Regions from separate parts of the Homo sapiens genome. Here regions 1 and 3 are each linked to region 2. The links are chromatin contacts, found by Hi-C or POLR2A ChIA-PET in ENCODE. All regions are on one chromosome and are shown on one strand. The core of a region is the stretch at or near the end of the contact, and the rest is flanking DNA. Distances in the headings are between cores, read along the strand shown.

What was found. Hi-C counts contacts between places; a loop is a spot of excess contacts on that map. ChIA-PET counts read pairs that join two places held with the same protein, here RNA polymerase II (POLR2A). Pooled maps may share reads with other maps.
Region 1: a loop to region 2 is called in a map of B cell, with 22 times the contacts of the local background. The contact joins the enhancer-like site here to the promoter of CHD4 in region 2. A Hi-C loop is called at or near these places in 2 of 168 maps with a recorded cell type or tissue (B cell and mammary epithelial cell), 13 of 37 single-sample maps with no recorded cell type and 14 of 50 pooled maps. POLR2A ChIA-PET finds 5 or more read pairs at or near these places in 5 of 52 experiments (B cell, GM12878, H1 and 2 more).
Region 3: a loop to region 2 is called in a pooled map, with 11 times the contacts of the local background. The contact joins the promoter of SCNN1A here to the promoter of CHD4 in region 2. A Hi-C loop is called at or near these places in 2 of 50 pooled maps. POLR2A ChIA-PET finds 5 or more read pairs at or near these places in 3 of 52 experiments (A549, H1 and WTC11).

What each region holds. Positions count from the first base shown.
Region 1 is chr12:6,424,506-6,427,937 of GRCh38, reverse strand. No RefSeq gene overlaps it. Among named protein-coding and RNA genes, the nearest start is that of CD27, 19 kb to the left of the region's middle. RefSeq lists enhancers at 721-960, 1,001-1,110. Within about 2 kb of position 1,802, at least 13 of the 41 ENCODE cell types and tissues checked have a DNase peak (open chromatin) inside an H3K27ac peak, as active enhancers do; they include B cell and GM12878, where a contact is called at or near this core.
Region 2 is chr12:6,605,010-6,608,884 of GRCh38, reverse strand. CHD4 (chromodomain helicase DNA binding protein 4) reads left to right here and starts at 1,506. Exons shown (of 40, transcript NM_001273.5): 1 at 1,506-1,585; 2 at 2,434-2,611. The coding sequence starts at 2,512. It overlaps LOC124902867 (a long non-coding RNA gene), which reads right to left and starts at 2,999. Exons shown (of 2, transcript XR_007063193.1): 1 at 2,890-2,999. RefSeq lists enhancers at 886-1,035, 2,776-2,935 and silencers at 1,626-1,725, 2,136-2,195, 2,376-2,425.
Region 3 is chr12:6,373,587-6,377,112 of GRCh38, reverse strand. It overlaps SCNN1A (sodium channel epithelial 1 subunit alpha), which reads left to right and starts at 1,550. Exons shown (of 13, transcript NM_001038.6): 1 at 1,550-1,608; 2 at 2,276-2,745. The coding sequence starts at 2,330. It also overlaps a transcript of LTBR not described here. RefSeq lists enhancers at 118-722, 2,539-3,143.

The sequences.
Region 1 (3,432 bases), core at 553-3,052, 180 kb after region 2:
TTTTTGATGCTATTGTAAATTGAGTTGTTTTTCCTAATTTCATTTTTTTTTTTTTTTGAGATGGAGTTTCGCTCTTGTTGCCCAGGCTGGAGTGCAATGGCGCAGTCTCGGCTCATTGCAATCTCCACCTCCTGGGTTCAAGTGATTCTCCTGCCTCAGCCTCCTGAATAGCTGGGATTACAGGCATGCGCCACACATGCCCAGCTAATTTTGTGTTTTTAGTAGAGACTGGGTTTTACCATCATGGTTAGGCTGGTCTCAAACTCCTGACCTCAGGTGATCCCGCCTGCCTCGGCCTCCCAAAGTGCTAGGATTACAAGCATGAGCCACTGTGCCCGGCCCCTAATTTCAATTTCATTTTCTTTCTTTCTTTTTTTCTTCTTCTTTTTTTTTTTTTAGACAGTGTCTCGCTCTGTCACCCAGACTGAGTGGGGAGTGCAGTGGTGCAACCTCGGCTCACTGCAGCCTGCACTTCCCGGGTTCAAGTGATCCTCCCACTTCAGCCTCCCGAGTAGCTGGGACTACAGGTGCATGCCATCATGCCTGTCTACTTTTTGTATTTTTTTGAAGACATGTGGTTTTGCCATGTTGCCCAGGCTGGTCTGGAACTCCTGGGCTCAAGTGATCCACCCGCCTTGGACTCTCAAAATGATTACAGGTGTGAGCCACTGCGCCCAGCCCCGAATTTCATTTTCAAGTTGCTCTTTGCCCATGTAGCAGTTGACATTTGAAGAAGGCAGTTGTTTTCTCCAGAGTTGGAAGGTGGCACCTTGAGGTGTAGGCGTGTTGCTATGACACCCTGTGGGCCGTTGCTGGGGCTCTCTTGTGACTTTTCTGAAGTCACGGATGGAGAGTTTGACTCTGTGACACAAAGGGAAACATGTCTGACTAATCTTTCCCACACTCCCTTTGCCTCTGATGGCTCCCTCGGCTAGGAGAGGAGAGGAAGAGAGTGGGTTGGTGGGGCCTCACCCTTTATTACAGGTGCTTCCTCTGACCCTTCTCTTCTGCAGGATTTTTGGGGCAGCTACTGAAGGGACAGGCACTCCCAAAGGGCAAGGGCTGTGGCAGCCTTCTCTTTTACCCATAAGTTGGCCAGAATTGATGCTGTCTACTTGTTTTTTTTGTTTGTTTGTTTTGTTTTGTTTTTTGGGAGATGGAGCCTCCCTCTGTCACCCAGGCTGGAGTTCTCTCACCCAGGCTGGAGTGCAGTGGCGCGATCTTGGCTCACTGCAACTTCTGCCTCAGCCTTGGGTTCGGGTTCAAACAATTCTCATGCCTCAGCCTCCCAAGTAGCTGGGACCCCAGGCACACACCATCATCCCTGCTTAATTGTTTTGTATTTTTAGTAGAGATGGGGTTTCGCCGTGTTGGCCAGGCTGGTCTTGAACTCCTGGTCTCAAGTTATCTGCCCACCTCGGTCTTTCATTGTGCTAGGATTACAGGTGTGAGCCACCGCACCCGGCCTGATGCTCCCTACTTTGATGTGCATAGAGGAATGTTGCAGGCCACAGGCATAGGCAGGGTCCTGGTGGCTGGTGATGTCAGAGAAGCCTGGGGGGGAAGTCCAAGGATCAATCAGCTGGTGAAAATCTGAAGGAGCGGAGGATGATTCGAGTAAATCTGTGCTGCTTGGCCTGCGTCCAAGGCCGTCTCTCTGCTCAGTCACTTGCTGGCTGCCCAGTTGCTCAGGCTCCGTGGGTTTGTTTCCACTGTCACATGGGGATGCAGATGCTGGCCTCGGAGGGCGGGTGTGAGCAGCCATGTTTGGTAACTCGGGTGAATGCCCTGCTAGGACTTGATGCAGAAGAGGTGCCAGTCAGTGTTCACTGGAGTATGACTTGATCACCAGCAACTTCCTTCTTGACTGGGATAGGGCAACATGAGAGCTGAGAGTTCCTTAAGTGGGGCCGTGCTCAGAATGGAAGGGAAAGAGTGAAGAAATCTACTAGGAAGAGGTGTATGGGAGGCGTATGCGACAAATCTCACCTTTATGAGAGCTCAGCTAGTCAGTGGGAGCTTTAGGTTGAACGGTGTGGGTGCTTCTAGGGCTGAGGAGACCCCATCATATTTTCACGCCAAAGGAATGGGGTGGGCCGGATGGGGAGAGCTGCAAGAAGCAGGATGTTGCAAGTTTGTGTGGTTTGTTTGTTTCTTTTGTTTTGTGAGACAGGGTCTGGCTCTGTTGCCCAGGCTAGAGTGTAGTGGTGTGATCACGGCTCACTGTAGCCTCGAACTCCTCGCCTCAAGCAGTCCTCCCACCTCAGCCTCCCGAGTAGCTGGAACTACAGGCGCACGCCATGAAGCCCAGCTAGTTTTTGCATTTTTACTAGGGACAGGGTTTCACCAGGTTGTCCAGGCTGGTCTTGAACTCCTGGGCTCAAAGCGATCTGCCCGCCTCAGTCTTCCAAAGTGCTAGGATTACAGGCATGAGCCACCATGCCCGGCAATTATACATTTTAAATATTAATATAATAATGAGGCTAATCTATAATACTTCTATGTCAAATTGTTTAAAATTTTTTTAATTTTTTTTTCTGTAGTTTCATGCATTTCCTATTTAAGTATTAATATATGTCAGATTCTTTTAAGCATTACAAAAACTTTAAGTACCAAATGCATGCAGTGGTTAAAACCTGTTTGAAACTTAGCATGAGTTTGATTTGCTTCATCACTTTTGATTTTTATCAGTTAAGGTTTGACCAGAGAGTCAAAACCACTATGAGTGTTATGGAATAAGGAACTTATTTTAGAGATTAGACCTTAATCAATCATGGCAGCTGGGGAAGGAGTCTTTGGAGGCCTCCGTATCTGTGGTGGACCTGAGGTCACTATGGGTCAGTTGGGAGAAGCACTGGATGTGAAGTGGGGGCAGGGCAAAGGCCATCCGGAGCCTGCGTCTGTGCCTCACCACCACCCACCCCGATGGTATGGGTGTCTGCAGAAGGACCTAGCACTCCTTGCCACGGAGTTGCACTTGTGTGGCCAAGAATTAGAGAAGCTGAAGGAGGCGATCTGACGGGAGCTGGAAGAGCTGCCAGTCTGGCTGCCATCCGTGCAGACAAGGTGAGCCAGCAGATGACTGTCACCCCATGCTGGCCTCAGAGCACGACGGCCGCTCCTATTCTGTTTTCCTACCTCTCAAATCTTACATTTCTCTTGTGGCCAACCCTCACCCAGAACCATACAGGGATTAATTTCCAAGAAATATGGTTTCGTCTTAGCTAAGTTGAGAGGGTAAAAGCCATCATAAAGATTGATTCCAAACCTTCTTGGGGTTAAAAGAACACTCGTCCCCAAGGGGAACGGTTTTACTCAAGTGGGCAGTGTATGACCGTGATCTGTGATTACCGTCTCAGGAAGGCTAACCTTATTTATTTGCCAGATTTGAGGCTAGGAAGCCAGACTTGGGCCTGCGTACATCTATATAGT
Region 2 (3,875 bases), core at 257-2,756:
GATGCTGTAGGGTGAATTAGACTTCATGTAAATGTTTCATCTGTCAGCTTGGTATTTTGGTTGGTTGGTGTTCCTCAAAACTTAGGAGCTGGAGGTAAGCATCTGGAAAATACCTAGATTTTGGTGGGACTGGGTGGGGCCCTAGGTGGGCTCCCAGCCCCCGAGTGTCTGGAAATGATGGTATGAGGGAAGCTGGGGTCCCAGACATCAGGAGGCTTTTTGCCAGGATACTACTTTGGCCCAGAAAGGGATTAAGGTGTGTGCAAGTGGGGGCGGGGACAAGGAAGCGTGGGTAGCCTGCCTGGCCCTCCCTGCTCTGGGTGTTAGAATAGACTGACAGCGCCTGGAGATGGGGGTGGGAAGAATATGAATATTATGGGATGCCTGGCTCGAAGGGTATAGGGGTGGTAGAGTGGAGATGAAGCATTATGGGATGTGACACTGGGTTGTGTTGGGAGTATTATGGTATGTTTGGTTGACCACGGGCTCCTTGCAATTATTATGGGATGTCAGGATGTGGGTAGGAGAGTAAAATTATTATGGGATAGCTTTCCAGTGTTAGAGGAAAAGAGATTAGATGTCCATCTGTGGGGCGACAGTAGGGCTGTTGATCATTATGGGTTATCTTTTTGATAGAGGAGGGGTACTTACTATAGGCTGTGGAGCTAGAAGAGGGAAGGCTGGGGGTGATGTGAGCCTCTAGACCCTGGCCTGCAGGGACTGAGGGCAGCTCTAGGGGGTTAGTTATTATGGGATGTCAGTATAGAAAGTGGGAGACTGATTATTACGGGATGTGTGTGGGAGGAGGCCGAGTGTCCGTTGTTGTAGTATGGGGGGGGGTGAGTTTCTGACTATTATGGGATATCAAACTGGGGGTGGATGAAGGATGGTTATTATGGGATGTCTGTGGGGGATGGGGCTGAATATTATGGGATATGAGGCATAAGTGCTGCGAGGGGTGCTTATTATGGGATGGCCATGGGGAGGGAGGGGTGATGAATTATTATGGGATGTTAGCATTAGGTCCAAGAGTGAAGAAGAAGTTGGCAAAGGATGTCTATTATGGGATGTCTAAGAGGGTTAGTTGCAAAAGGTCTGCAATATTTTGAGATGTCAGCAGTCTCTGGCATATGTGTATGAAATGTGGGGGGGCAGGGTGTGTGTGTGTTGTGTGTGTGTGTGTGTGTGTGTGTGTGTGTGTGTGTGTGTGTGTTGGGGGGGGGGGTGTCCGTGTGTATTATGGGATGGCCAGGAGGTGGGCGGTTGCCCAGGTGACGCGCGCGCGCCCGCTGCGAAGGGGGCGTGGCCAGTGGTTGCCTGAGCGACGAGGGGGCGGGGGTTGCCCGGGAGACCTGGGGAGGAGGGTGGCGGTAGTGGAAGGGGGGGGTTGGAGTTGGTTGAGGTTATTATGGGCTGTCCGTGGGGGGGCGGGGCCTGTGCGGTGGGATTTCCCGGCCGGTGTTTCAGGCCCTTTAAGAGGCGACGCTGGAGCCGGAGCCATTTTCCCCCCTTCGGCCGCGGCGAGGAGGAGCCGGAGCGGGAGTGACACCGAGCCGGACCCAGCGCGACCTGCGGCGGCTCCGGGGTGAGGAGAGCGCGGGGTTCCCAAAGAGACGCCCCTCACGGCCCTACCAGCCCCGAGGGTCATCCCGTCACCCGCCCCTTCCTCAGGCGTCTCCGGACCCGCGGACCGCCCCTTGCCCAGAGGAGCCGACCCTTCCTTTCCTGGCCCTGCAGGGCGCCCGGCCTCCTCCCCAGCCCCCGCCCTAACCCTGCCGGAGTCTTGCTCCCCGCGACCCCCCGCCTCCGGCTTGGTCTCCCACAATGCCCGGCGCCCACCCCCTCGCCCTTTGATCACTTGCCCCCCGGGACACGTGGCCCGGCCCCCTTCCCGGTGGGACGCTTTCGCCCCCCGCGTCCCTGCCTCCGGCCCCCCGCAGCGCCCGAGCCTCCACGCCCCCTCGTCCCCGCAGCTCTTGAGGAGAACCTGAGTTGTCCCAGAGGACAGCCTTTGGAGAGCTGCCCTGTCTGGGGACTGGCCCCTCCCCGGGCGCAGGGAGGCGCCCCCCCACCCCCAAGTGACCTTGTGTCCCCGAGCGCCTCGCCGCCTGCGGCCTCCCCTGGCCCCCCCGCGCCGCTGCCACTCGGACCCCCTCCCCCGTCACACCCCGCTCGGTCCAGCCCCGCGTCTCCCCTCCCCGCGCTTGCACCAGCCTGCCCTCGGAGGCGTCGCTCCCTCGCTCCGTGGGGGCGCCTGCCGGGGAGCCGGCTTCCGGGCTGCCCCCGAGGAGTGTGGAACTAAGTTCAGCCTGAGCGGTTCGGGTGCCCTGCTAGGGTGGCTGGGGTGGGGGGCGGAAAGAGCGGGTGGGTGTGGGGGAGGGGGACAGTGCGCGTCACTGACTGTTCTGTGTTTCTCCCCCCTCCCCCGCACAGTGACTCGGGCCAGTGTAGAGGTCCTCAGGCCGCCGGCAGGAGCAGCTGGGCCAATTCCCTGGCCGGGAGCGGAAGGGGATGGCGTCGGGCCTGGGCTCCCCGTCCCCCTGCTCGGCGGGCAGTGAGGAGGAGGATATGGATGCACTTTTGAACAACAGCCTGCCCCCACCCCACCCAGGTAACATCTTCCCCAAGGGCCCATGGCGGGAAGGAGACATCTGGGGCTCTCCCGAGTGACTCCTCTGGTGAGGCAGGGCTGTGTTGCTCCGCTGTCTCTGTGCAGAGCCGGAGGTGGAGGGTATCCGAAGGGAGTGGTTCCCTTCTGCGGAGCTCTGGTGTGAGGGGGGTGGAAGCCATGTGCCTCCTGGGCACGGAGATGCCAGCTTGCTGCACTCTGTCTTGAGGAATGCTCTGCAGTTCCCAGTTGAGGGAGCTCTCTGGGCTGGCAGGCATTACCTGGTATGTGGGTCCTCGGAGGAATGCAGGTAGCTGGGACCCCTGGAGGCTTGTGGTGGTGGTGGTGGAGGGGGGCGTTGAGGATTCTGTTTGAAAGACCAGCCGGGCATCTGTGCTAGTAGGATCCTGTGGTTGCTGCTGTGGAAAGGAAAGAGGGAGTGCTGGTTACACTCTATCTGATTATTTTTAGCTTCTGATCGGTTACCGGTTTTCTGTGCTGTCTGAACTGTGTGAAGTTTGAATCGCGCTCCTCAGCAGGATCTGGAGTGCTTAAAGCAGCCAGGCAGATTGCTGGAATGTTTTGAGTGGGGAAGTGATGGGGGCTCGGGGAGGATGTAATAGCCTAGTGAAGAGGGGCAAAAGAAGGGAGGGCACTCCTCCTCCTGGTGAGTGGACATAGTTTTGGCTTTTTTCCTAGTGGCTTCTGTCTCTATGAGGTAGCCTGCGGTTTAGGCTGGCAGTGTGAAGTGTCTGTGTAGGTGTGCTAGGGGTTACGCTATCTGTGTTTTGGGGTGGCTTCATGAACTGGCCAAACCCGTATGGTTGTAACCACCCTGTCTGATTGGGGGAACTGTTGTCTATCCTCAAATGATGGTTGATGTCATGCCCCTAAGCAGATGTCTTTCTCTTCTGTGTCCTTTTTCAGAGCCCCTAGCTGTGTCACCTACTCATCTCCTTGACCTTCATGTTTTCTAGTTTAATTTTTTTTTCTACATGTCATTTCTTCATTCCTTCTGCTTCTAGTTTTCTTCTCATTCTGGAGCCTGCTGATCCTGTTTTTGTTTCTCATCCAGCATCATTCACTTCTGCCTTCTCTCTTCTTAGCTTCAGTGGAAGTTGAGGTGGTCTGGGAGAGATGCTTTCACATTTGGCACTTTTTAAGTTGGAATTCTTCACTTCAACCTGAGGCCATTTAGGAGAGGGGTTAGTGTTGTCATGGAGTCTGGGCTGTTGGGATGAGAAACTTGGTTTCATCCTTGTGTAGA
Region 3 (3,526 bases), core at 301-2,800, 230 kb after region 2:
TGCTAAACTCCTTGCTTGTCAAGATTCAGCAGAGATGACACCTTCTCTGGGAAGGCTTCCTGAGTCTCCTGCAGTGAGCCCCTAGGCTCCCCTAGCCCTTGGCTCTTATGTCTTATCTCTGAGAAATCTGAGATCTGCACTTTTGTTAGAAGTCCGTTTTAAAGACAATCTTTTAAAGTGTACAAATAGAAACCTTATCTTATTGTATTGCAGGCCTATCTCCTCCCCCGGTGTGTATCAATGCTCAGGCTGGGCCTTTGTCTGCTGGCTTGTGGAGGGAGGCAGGACAAGCCAGTGACCACATTCCTGCACTCTGGGCTGCCTCCTGTGGGGCCCGTGAGGAAGCGGCAGCCTTCCCTGCCGCGTGCAGGGCCTGGGTTGTGTGGGTGGCTCTCCCGAGTCTCCTCCAGCCCTTTTTGGGTCTGATTCTCTGACCCTCCTCTCTCTCCTTGCTCACCACTTGGCACTCCACTCCTTATCCTTTTGCTGCATTAAGTTTGGAAAGAGATTTTGGAGAAAATATAGCCCATCAACGAATTTCTCCTCCTCCCAGGGCCTGTCTAGGCGTGTGCCATGCCCACCCTCTTCCTTTCCAGCGCTGGCCACATCCTCCCTGCACCTTCAGTGCCTGCTTTCCCTGCCTCTTCCTGGGCTCCGGGTCTGTGTCCACAGTGTCCTGCGTGGCCCTCGCGCTGCCTCTGGTTGCCCACATTCCTGCAACTCTGTGACCACAGCAGGGGCGATTACACATTCCTGGCCTGGCAGCCAACAGTGTAAAAAAGAACAGAATGTCCTAGGGCCCCGCCTAGCCCCCAGCTTCACCTGGGCCCCTCCCGGGTCTGGACAAGGTTGGAGGGGGTGGCGAGGAATCAGCAGGAAAGAGGAGGGACCAGGAGGAGGCAGACGCATCCCACCTGAGTGCGCTGCTCCCACTTAGTGAGCGGGGAGGAGACCTGCAGAGACCTCTTCTCTCTTCTCTGCAGGGCCTGAGGGTGAGGCTGACCTGTGGGTGCCCTTGGAGGGCTGCCCACTTGCTGAGCCTCTAGCTCCTGGAAGCACACTTGGGACTCCCCCCTTGCTCTCCTTCCTGGAGACAGACTCCCTTTGGTGCTGGCTCCTTCTATTTGCCCCCACCACTGCCCCCCACCTGCCTCTACTCACTCAGTGCCCCTCCTCCATCCCTATCTCTCTGTCCTTCGCTGTCCCTCTCTATTGTCTCCCTCTTTCTGCCCTCCTGTCCTCCCGGTTCCCCACCCAGGCCCTCTCAGCCTGGCTGGCCCCTTCTCCTTGTGTTGCCCTCCTAGCTGTGGGCTCAGGATCCTTCTACTTGTTCAGATCTTTGCCCCTCACCTGCCATCCTGTCCCCCAGCCTCCTTGCCTGTCTGCGTCTAAAGCCCCTGCCCAGAGTCCGCCTTCTCAGGTCCAGTACTCCCAGTTCACCTGCCCTCGGGAGCCCTCCTTCCTTCGGAAAACTCCCGGCTCTGACTCCTCCTCAGCCCCTCCCCCCGCCCTGCTCACCTTTAATTGAGATGCTAATGAGATTCCTGTCGCTTCCATCCCTGGCCGGCCAGCGGGCGGGCTCCCCAGCCAGGCCGCTGCACCTGTCAGGTGAGGGGGAGGAGAGGTTTGGCTGCCAGATTCAACTGGAAAGGAACCAGTCCCAGTCCAGCCGCAACCTGGGAGTGGGAAGCTGGAGGCAGCCCAGACCTCCTGGAGCCCTGCAGTCCTGGGGCAGAGACAGAATCAGGACACAGCTCGAGGTCAGGGCCAGAGGCTGGAGCTGAGGGCCTAGAGTGAGAGGGGGCAAGGCAAGGGGGGGAGAGGAAGAGAGGCAGGATTAGAGAGAGGAGGCAGGCCAGAAAGAGGAGAGCAGGAGAGACCCAAAGAGAAACAGAAGGCAGATAGAGAGGGAGTGAGAGGCAGGAGCTGAGACACAGATCCTGGAGGAAGAAGACCAAAGGAAGGGGGCAGAGACAGAAAGGGAGGTGCTAGGACAAAACTCGAAAGGTGGCCCTATCAGGGAAGCAGAGGAGAGGCCGTTCTAGGGAAGCCCAGCTCCGGCACTTTTGGCCCCAACTCCCGCAGGTCTGCTGGCTCCAGGAAAGGTGGAGGAGGGAGGGAGGAGTGGGAGAATGTGGGCGCAGGGTGGGACATGGGCATGGCCAGGGGCAGCCTCACTCGGGTTCCAGGGGTGATGGGAGAGGGCACTCAGGGCCCAGAGCTCAGCCTTGACCCTGACCCTTGCTCTCCCCAATCCACTCCGGGGCTCATGAAGGGGAACAAGCTGGAGGAGCAGGACCCTAGACCTCTGCAGCCCATACCAGGTCTCATGGAGGGGAACAAGCTGGAGGAGCAGGACTCTAGCCCTCCACAGTCCACTCCAGGGCTCATGAAGGGGAACAAGCGTGAGGAGCAGGGGCTGGGCCCCGAACCTGCGGCGCCCCAGCAGCCCACGGCGGAGGAGGAGGCCCTGATCGAGTTCCACCGCTCCTACCGAGAGCTCTTCGAGTTCTTCTGCAACAACACCACCATCCACGGCGCCATCCGCCTGGTGTGCTCCCAGCACAACCGCATGAAGACGGCCTTCTGGGCAGTGCTGTGGCTCTGCACCTTTGGCATGATGTACTGGCAATTCGGCCTGCTTTTCGGAGAGTACTTCAGCTACCCCGTCAGCCTCAACATCAACCTCAACTCGGACAAGCTCGTCTTCCCCGCAGTGACCATCTGCACCCTCAATCCCTACAGGTCGGTTAGTCCCTCTGCCCCTTCCCTGGTGCCTGCGCCTGGAAGGGTGGTCCAGGGTGCTGAGGTGCTCACTGGGCAGGCAGAGCCTCAGACCTGAGGGTGGGAACTGACACCCCTGTCCCAGGTAGAGCTCACTGCTGGCAAAATGAGGAGCCTCCAGCTTACTGGACTGGCGTCCCTGCCCAGTGGAGCCATCCTAGCACCCCAGGCTCACCCAGAGTGTGGTTGTTGGAGCAGCATTGCCCTCCCCTGCCCTCTCTTCTCCTTCCCTCCCATTCCCTTCTCCCTCCTGCAAGTGGGAGGGAGTGCTTGCAAAAGGGCAGGGGTGTGCTCAGCTGCATCCCTTTTCTGGAGCAAGATGCCAGCAAAGTATAAGACCTCGTCCACCTCAGCAGGAGAGTCTGATGGAGGGGTGAGGCTAGGTGAGGGGAGGCGAGACCGTGCAGGTGCTGTGGAGGTGGTGCTGTCAGTCTTTGTTTAGAAGGGGAATTTATTATGGAGAAAGCAAAGAGGGGGATCGTGGAGGTTAGGGCTGCAAGTGAGCCCAAAGGCTGGGGGCAGGGGCCTTACAGAACAAGGAGAATGGGTCAGGCTAGAGAGCAGCTCCTTGTGAAGCTCTTCCCCCAAAAGACCCAGGCTAAAATGCTGCACTGTTGACCTGCCCAGGTGCCTGACCTTTACGTGCTTGGGTGTGTCCTGAACTTTTGGGTTTCATCGGTGCTCTTTGCCAATGTTGGGTCTGGAAACCGGAGCAGGTGGTAAGCGTGGAGAAGAGAGGAGG